2 separate regions of the Homo sapiens genome follow, and region 1 is linked to region 2. A link is an interaction called in ENCODE POLR2A ChIA-PET data of the cell type or tissue named here. Cell type or tissue: endothelial cell of umbilical vein. All regions are shown on one strand. Region 1 overlaps SRCAP (Snf2 related CREBBP activator protein). Region 2 overlaps ZNF764 (zinc finger protein 764).

The links. ChIA-PET counts read pairs that join two places held together with the same protein. Peaks named below come from ENCODE experiments on the same cell type or tissue, not always from the same donor. Only the 100,000 strongest peaks of a DNase experiment are listed, where the experiment ranks them.
Region 1: POLR2A ChIA-PET joins it to region 2 with 6 read pairs; 3 of 35 experiments call an interaction of 5 or more read pairs at or near these places.

Annotation. Positions count from the first base shown.
Region 1 is chr16:30,712,161-30,716,160 of GRCh38, forward strand. SRCAP (Snf2 related CREBBP activator protein) reads left to right here. Exons shown (of 34, transcript NM_006662.3): 13 at 102-279; 14 at 519-655; 15 at 1,048-1,217; 16 at 1,359-1,551; 17 at 3,906-4,000. Among named protein-coding and RNA genes, the nearest start is that of SNORA30, 3.6 kb to the left of the region's middle. In endothelial cell of umbilical vein, no CTCF peak of the experiment used is centred here; a DNase peak (open chromatin) is centred at 1,691; H3K27ac peaks cover 582 bases.
Region 2 is chr16:30,552,657-30,556,656 of GRCh38, forward strand. ZNF764 (zinc finger protein 764) reads right to left here. Exons shown (of 3, transcript NM_001172679.2): 3 at 1,108-3,451. The coding sequence ends at 2,538. Among named protein-coding and RNA genes, the nearest start is that of ZNF764, 3.7 kb to the right of the region's middle. RefSeq lists an enhancer at 750-1,249. In endothelial cell of umbilical vein, no CTCF peak of the experiment used is centred here; no DNase peak of the experiment used is centred here; H3K27ac peaks cover 816 bases.

The DNA of each region.
Region 1 (4,000 bases), 160 kb after region 2:
TCCCCAGGTTCTGGCCTCTCCTTTCTCATGTCTTGACTTTCTCATGTCCCCACAACAAATGCCTCATTTCCATTGTGTTACCTATATTTCCTCTCTGACAGGTAAAGACGCCCATTCCCCTGCTTCTGCGGGGCCAGCTCCGGGAGTACCAGCACATTGGGCTAGACTGGCTGGTTACCATGTATGAGAAGAAGCTTAATGGCATTCTTGCTGATGAGATGGGGCTTGGGAAGACCATCCAGACCATCTCTCTGCTTGCCCACTTGGCTTGTGAGAAAGGTAAGTAGGCAAGGCCCCTTCTTTTGTTCCCCCTAGTCTAGCTCCCTGGGAGCTTGTTCAGTGATGACTCCAGCTTCATTGACTTTTGCTTTATTGACTCCGGTCATTAACTGTATAGAGAGGACAGTGTAGGTGCTAGGATTCCTAGGAAGGGCCAAAGGGTGGCCAGGGTTATAACTGAGAAATCAGAACCACAGAATTTACATTTCCTTACCATCTCTGATTTTTTTGCCTAACAGGTAACTGGGGTCCCCATTTAATCATTGTTCCCACCAGCGTGATGTTGAACTGGGAGATGGAGTTGAAACGGTGGTGCCCCAGCTTTAAAATCCTCACTTACTATGGAGCCCAGAAAGAGAGGAAGCTCAAGCGGCAGGTTCGATGTTTCATGTGGTCACTTTCCTCCCATTGATGCCTCCTTTATTTTTAAGCCCTTTCCTCAGGTGAATTCCTTTCTCTCCTCTTTCTTTTTTAAAAAAAATTTTTTAATTTTTTGTAAAAATAAAGATGGGGTCTCACTATGTTACCCAAGCTGACCTTGAACACCTGGGCTCAAGAGATCCTCCCACCTCAACCTCCCAAAGTACTGAGACTATAGCTGTGAGCCACCGCACCCAGGCCCCTCCTCTTTCTGTCGCTCCATTCTTTTGCTGGGACTTTCTCTTTTCTTCCAACCTGATTACTGTCCTTTGAGGAGTTTAGCATGTCTTCCCTTTGCTCTCTTCTTTTCATCCCACTATCTGCTACTTTCTGTCTTTGATCCCTCAGGGCTGGACCAAGCCCAATGCCTTTCATGTGTGTATCACATCTTACAAGCTGGTGCTGCAGGACCACCAGGCCTTCCGTCGCAAGAACTGGCGCTATCTCATTCTGGATGAGGCGCAGAACATCAAGAACTTCAAGTCACAGCGCTGGCAGTCACTCCTCAACTTCAACAGGTGGAGATGGAGATGGGGATTCATGGGAGGGTTGACTTGGCTAGAAGGGAGGGCTGCCTGGGTTGAGGAATGTATCAGAATGCTCAGAAGGTTGGGAGCTTGCTGACCATACTCTCTCTGATTCTCTCTGTCTCTTTGCAGCCAGAGACGCCTGCTCCTGACAGGAACTCCCTTGCAGAACAGCCTCATGGAGCTGTGGTCCTTGATGCACTTTTTGATGCCCCATGTCTTCCAGTCTCATCGCGAGTTCAAGGAGTGGTTCTCTAATCCCCTAACTGGCATGATTGAGGGCAGCCAAGAGTATAATGAAGGTCTAGTCAAACGCCTCCACAAGGTAGGGCCTGCAACAGTTTGTCAGGGTATTGGGAATGGTAAGGAACCATTCCTGAGCACCTGGGCAGTGCCCAGGAAACCCTTGGGGAGAGGGAAGTCAGTGCCAGGCTAAACTCCTTTGTCAAGCTGCAGTGTTCTAGTGACTAACCCATTGCCAGATTGAGTGACCTCATCTTAGTCATCAATTCTGTTTTTTTTTTTTTTTGAGACTGAGTCTTGCTTTGTCGCCCAGGCTGGAGTGCAGTGTTGCAATATCCATTCACTGCAAACTCCGCCTTCTGGGTTCACACCATTCTCCTGCCTCAGCCTCCCGAGTAGCCAGGACTACAGGCACCCGCCACAAAGCCTGGCTAATTTTTTTTTTTTTTTTTTTGAGACAGAGTTCACTCTGTCGCCCAGGCTGGAGTGCAGTGGCGCGGTCTTGGCTCACTGCAAGCTTTGCCTCCCAGGTTCATGCCATTCTCCTGCTTCAGCCTCCCGAGTAGCTGGGACTAAAGGCGCCCACCACCACGCCGGGCTAATTTTTTGTATTTTTAGTAGAGACGGGGTTTCACCGTATTAGCCAGGATGGTCTCCATCTCCTGACCTCATGATCCGCCTGCCTCGGCCTCCCAAAGTGCTGGGATTATAGGCATGAGCCACCGCGCCCGGCCTACGCCCGGCTAATTTTTTGTATTTTTAGTAGAGTCGGAGTTTCACCGTGTTAGCCAGGATGGTCTCGATCTCCTGACCTCGTGATCTGCCTGCCTCGGCCTCCGAAAATCCTGGAATTAAAGGTGTGAGCCACCGTGCCGGGCTTTTTTTTTTTTGAGACAGAGTCTCTCTCTGTCACCCAGGCTGGAGTGCAGTGGCGTGATCTGGCTCATTGCAACCTCCACCTCCCAGGTTCAAGCGATTCTCCTGCCTCAGCCTCCTGAGTAGCTGGGGTTACAGGTCTGCACTACGATGCCTAGCTAATGTTTGTTATTTTTAGTAGAGGCGGATTTCGCCATGTTGGCCAGGCTGGTCTCGAACTCCTGACCTTAAGTGATCCGCCCTGCCCCCGCTTGGCCTCCCAAAGTGTTGGGATTACAGGTGTGAGCCACCGTTCCCAGCCTGTTTGTTTTTTGTTTTTTTTTAAATGGTGATGTTTTTGTCCTTACTGTCTTTGAGTAGAATGGTACTGCTGATTGATCCCTGCTTGGATTTCTTCAACTTCATATTGTTGGTGTTTTCTCTCTCTGGTCTTCTTTGGCTCTTCCTTTTTCGCCCAACTTTTAAATCACAACATCTTTCAGCATTCTGATCTTTACTTTTTTTGTCTTCTCAGTCTGCATATCTCACAGGCCTACTCATTCCTAAGGCTTTGACTATTTCTTATGTGATAAAGACTCTCCAGTCTGTACTAAAATTCCTTGACTTTCTAGATCACTTGACCTGTATTTAAATTTCTGATTTGCTATCATTAATTGAGAGTTCCTCTTGAACTCAACACTGTTCTAAGCTAGACATCTCTGGCCTTATAGCCTGTTATTTCTACTTCATCTTGGTCAATCACTATCATTCGGTAAACTAAGCTAGAAAACAGGAAGTCGGCCGGGCGCGGTGGCTCACGCCTGTAATCCCAGCACTTTGGGAGGCTGAGGCAGGCGGATCACGAGGTCAGGACATCAACACCATCCTGGCTAAAATGGTGAAACCCCGTCTCTACTAAAAATACAAAAAATTAGCCGGGCGCGGTGGCGGGTGCCTGTAGTCCCAGCTACTCAGGAGGCTGAGGCAGGAGAATGGCATGAACCCGGGAGGCAGAGCTTGCAGTGAGCCAGGATTGCGCCACTGCACTCCAGCCTGGGTGACAGAGCGCAACTTTGTATCAAAAAAAAAAAAAAAAGAAAACAGGAAGTCTTCCTTAACTATTACTTTTCCTTCATTTATCTCTGTTCCTTTACTTCTTCCGTGTCACTGTAGACATTGATGACTGTGTCCTATTAGATTTTATCTTCTGAGATTACAGATTTGCCTTTTGTTTTATCTCCTGTCAAGGCCACAGTTTTTATTCTCCTCATCTTCTAGATTTATTTGCATCATCTTGTAAACTTAACAATTACTCCTCAAAATCTAGTTTGAGTTTTCTATTCTGCGTAGTTGGTCTGCCCACAGTGCTTCCTTATATCACTTCCTGTGTCATGGTATCATTTTGTGTCTGTCTCCTTCAGCAGACAGCAGATCCCTTGAGGGCTTGCAGTTGACTCATCTTTGTGTGGTTGGTGTCTGATATGGTGTGCCGTATGACTCCATTAGTGTTTGCTGAGGGGCTTAGGCTGGGGCTCGGTGCCTGAGTTCTCCTGTTTAGCCTCCAGCTTAATTTGCTTTTAGGTTTTGAGGCCTTTTTTACTGCGCCGAGTTAAGGTGGATGTTGAGAAGCAGATGCCCAAAAAGTACGAGCATGTTATCCGCTGCAGGCTCTCCAA
Region 2 (4,000 bases):
AGTCAACCCGCCCCAGAAAAGCTGAAGGAGAGAGAGACCTTGGTGGGGTCGGATTGGAGATGAGGTTGGAATAAAGTCAGTTCATTACTTCACTTGACACCGGAACAGTGTCTTTTCTCCAAAACTTCTACCTCCTTCCAGGTTGATTAATCTGGTTTCTTCCTTCCTGGGTAGGCCAGACACAGGGCTGAGCTGGGTGACTCTGCATAGGCCAGCAGAGGTCACAGGCCCTTGCTCTCCTCAGGGAGATGTTGTCCTAACCAGGAGCAGGGCAGGGGCTGCCCATGGCTAGACTCTGCCCACAAAGGAATTAGTGGTAGATGGATAATGGGGGTGGGGATTCTGTGCAGAGCTTGGGGATACAGATGGGTAGTCACCCCTGGCTACAAATCTAATCTAACACCAGGTGTTCCTGGCCTACCCCGCTCTGCCCATGATGGTACAGAGGAAAAATGCAAGGTCTGTGCGCCTTGGGACTCTCCTCGTTGCCTGGATTCTGAGTTGACCTGATCTGTCACATGGCCACTTTGTCAGAACTCATCTGGTACGTGGGCTTCACTGATGCTGGGCTAGTCTGACCCCATCCAGGTCAGGGCTGGGTGTTATCACAGGGAGGGGCAGATGCCTGCAAAACCCTGGCTGAGACACCAGTGAAGGCCTCAGGAGTGATGGGTAAAGTCAGCAGTCAGCTAAGAACCCTGGGGTCTCTGTGTGACCCTGGACAGGCTGCTTAGCCCTCCTTGGTCTCAGTGTCTCCAACTGTAAAAGCCTAGGAAAGTGAAGATCTCTTCTAGTTCAAAACTGTGATAAGGCCCTCCTGGCAGGGTCTAGGAGGGCTAAGAAGTCCTGAGGCATGTGGCTATCTCAGGGAGGCCCAAAGAAGACTGGAGGGAGCTCTCAAAACCTTCCCATTCAAAAACAGGAACTGCCTGTTGGCTGATGGCGGACACACCCCTTGGTTTGGGATGAAAGGCAGTCCTGACTGCCTCTTCCTGACCAGGCTGTCCTCTTCAACCAAGGGGTTTCTCTCAGCACTTATGAAGGTGAAATGATTCAATGGAAGAGACAGTACTTTGTAAACCATAAAATGCAATACAAGCAAAGATCTAAAATAAAACCAACTTTTACTTCTCTCTTGCCACCCTTTCTCTCCAACTCCAGAAAACCTGAGTGCTACAGACCACTGTTTGCAAACTCAAATGACCATAGGAACTCAGCAAGTCATATAAATGAGCGGGAAATGCCAGATGGAAAGGCCTATTTGGACAGAGACATGGGTCTAAGAAATACTTCCCTTTCTTCTTCGCTGTACTTTAAGATAAACACCAAAAACACTAAAAGCAAGCCATGATGAATGGCACGTGGTGCTTGGTCAGGAGCCCACGGGAGTGGTGGGGATGGGTGGCCGGGCCACGGTGAATTGTGAGTTCTGGCTCCGGCTCAGCTCCCAACAACTGTGGTTTTGTCGGAGCCTAGGTCGAGTTGCCAAATCTTTGGATTTTTCAAAAGACACCAGAAAACCTGTATTTGGTTGTAAAATATCCTTTTCAATTTTCACTACTAACTCATATCACTTAAAAACACTGCCTGGACTCAGATCAATAAATATGACAACCGCAGGCCAGATCCAGTACACAGTCACAGGATTTTAACTTGGGCAGTAAAAAGACAATGGAGGTGGTGGGTGCCTGTAGTCCCAGCTACTTGGGAGGCTGAGGAAGGAGAATTGCTTGAACTCTGGAGGCAGAGGTTGCAGTGAGCTGAGATTGCGCTATTGCACTCCAGCCTGGGCAACAAGAGCAAAACCCCATCACACACACACACACACAAAGACAATGGAAGCCAGGCATGGTGGTAGCTCACGCCTGTAATCCCAGCACTTGCGGAAGCCGAGACGACAGGATCACTTCAGCCAAGGAGTTTGAGACCAGCCTGGACAACAGTGAGAACCTCATCTCTATGTAAAATTTAAAAATTAGCTGGCCGTAGTGTTGCCCGCCTGTAGTCTCAGATATTTGGAAGGCTGATGGGAGAGGATTCCTTGAGCACTGCAGGTTGAGGCTGCAGTTAGCCCTGTTCACACCACTGCACTCCAGCCTGGGTGACAGAGCAGGAAGCTGTCTCAGAAATAAATAAATAAATAAATAAAAAGACAATGAGTATTGTGTTCTGGGAGGGTCACAAGAATAAAAATAATGATAAAAAATTTAAAAAGACAATGGGTAAAACAAGGTTCTCCTCTACCTCAGTCCTCTTAGCACCTCTGGGCTGAGAAACAGCTTTTGGTTCCCCTTATGTAGGTCTGGGGGTTCTCAACTCAGCCCTGCCTCAGTAGAGGGGGCCTTGGAGAGCCCTGGGCAGTGGGGAGCAAGGTGCTGGCAGAGGAGGCTGCTAAGGGCCCAAGATCAGACTGTCCGCACCCCAGGGCCAGCTCTTGCCCTAGATTCTGGGACCTCCCTGCAGGCCGCCGCAGAGGTTCGGGCCCCTGAGCCCATCTCGGGCCTCCCGTAATGTCTAGATAGTCACTTTTAAGGCCGTCACCCACACTCCTGGAATATCTCCGGGTACAGCTGGAAGCCCACGGGCGGGTCCAGGTCTCCGTGGCCAGGGGTCAGGGTCACAGACAGACGCCCGGCGACCCGGCCCCTGTGGCCCCCGGCCCCGGGCCGATGAACCCACTGGTGTTTGGCCACGGCTGACTTCTGGCCAAAGCGGCGGCCGCACTGCGGGCAGGGGTAGGGCTTCTCGCCGCTGTGGGTGCGCCTGTGGGCTGCCATCTCCGAGCTCTGGCGGAAGCAGCGCCCGCAGTCCGGGCACGGGTAGGGCTTCTCGCCGGTGTGGGTGCGCACGTGGCGCCGCAGGTCCGAGGGGTAGGCGAAGGCGCGGCCACAGTCCGGGCAGGGGAAGGGGGTCTCGCCGCTGTGCACGCGCCGGTGCTGGTAGAGGGCAGAGCTCTGGCTGAAGCGGCGGCCACAGTCGGCGCAGCCATAGGGTTTCTCGCCGGTGTGGACGCGCAGGTGCGAAGTCAGCGCCGAGCGCTGCGTGAAGGCCCGGCCACACTCCAGACAGCGGTGGGGCCGCTCCCCACGATGGATGGCCCGGTGTTTGCTCAGGGAGGAAGCGTGGCCGAAGCCCTTGCCGCAGTCAGTGCAGTGGAAGGGCTTCTCGCCAGTGTGACTGTAGACGTGCTCCACCAGTGTGGAGCGCCAGGCAAAGCTCTTCCCGCACACGTAGCAGCCATGACGCTGGTCAGCTCGGGGGACAGGGGGGTGGGCACAGAGGGAGGGGCGTCCCCGGTGCGGTGCCTTGGACAGCTGCTCCCAACCATAAGGGGGCCCGGCCGAGGGGGCTTGGGGAGACTTCAGCCCAGGAGACCCGGCGGCCACAGGGTCGGGCTTCTCCAGGGCTCCCGTCCCTTCCCTTTGTCTTTCCTTTTTCTTGTTTCTGGAATCTGCTGAGAGATAAAGAGGGGAGAGTTCAGGCTCGGCTCATCCTGGTCCTTGAATCCCACAGCCCGCGTGGACAGGGACAGGCCTGCTGGATCCCCGGCTGCTCCTGGGAGATGGAGGAGTGACACCTGTTCCTCGGCTGCAGAGCCAGACAGAGCCGGGAGGGAGAGAACAGCCCATTCCGCCTCGGGGCTGGGGAAATGTCACGGTGGGGGAAGGGCAGAGATGACATGAACATCTGGGCCTGATCCAGAAGGAGGAACGGACACCTGAGGATGTTCCAGGCAGCAGGAACAGCACCAAGAAAGGCAGAACCAGGAGGGCATGGCCAAGTTCAGTGGGGCTGGATACTCTGCAAAGGCTGAGGGCAAGAAATGAAAGAAAAAAAGGGGGGCGGACGGGGAGAAAGGAACCAGCCTGCAGGTGAACGGCAGGGGTGGGTCCTGAGGTGGAGGTAGAGTCAACAGAGTTTAAGAGACTGGGCGTGGGGGCTCAAGGCGGTAATCCCAGCGCTTTGGGAGGTAGAGAAGGAGGATCAGCCTAGGATTTCA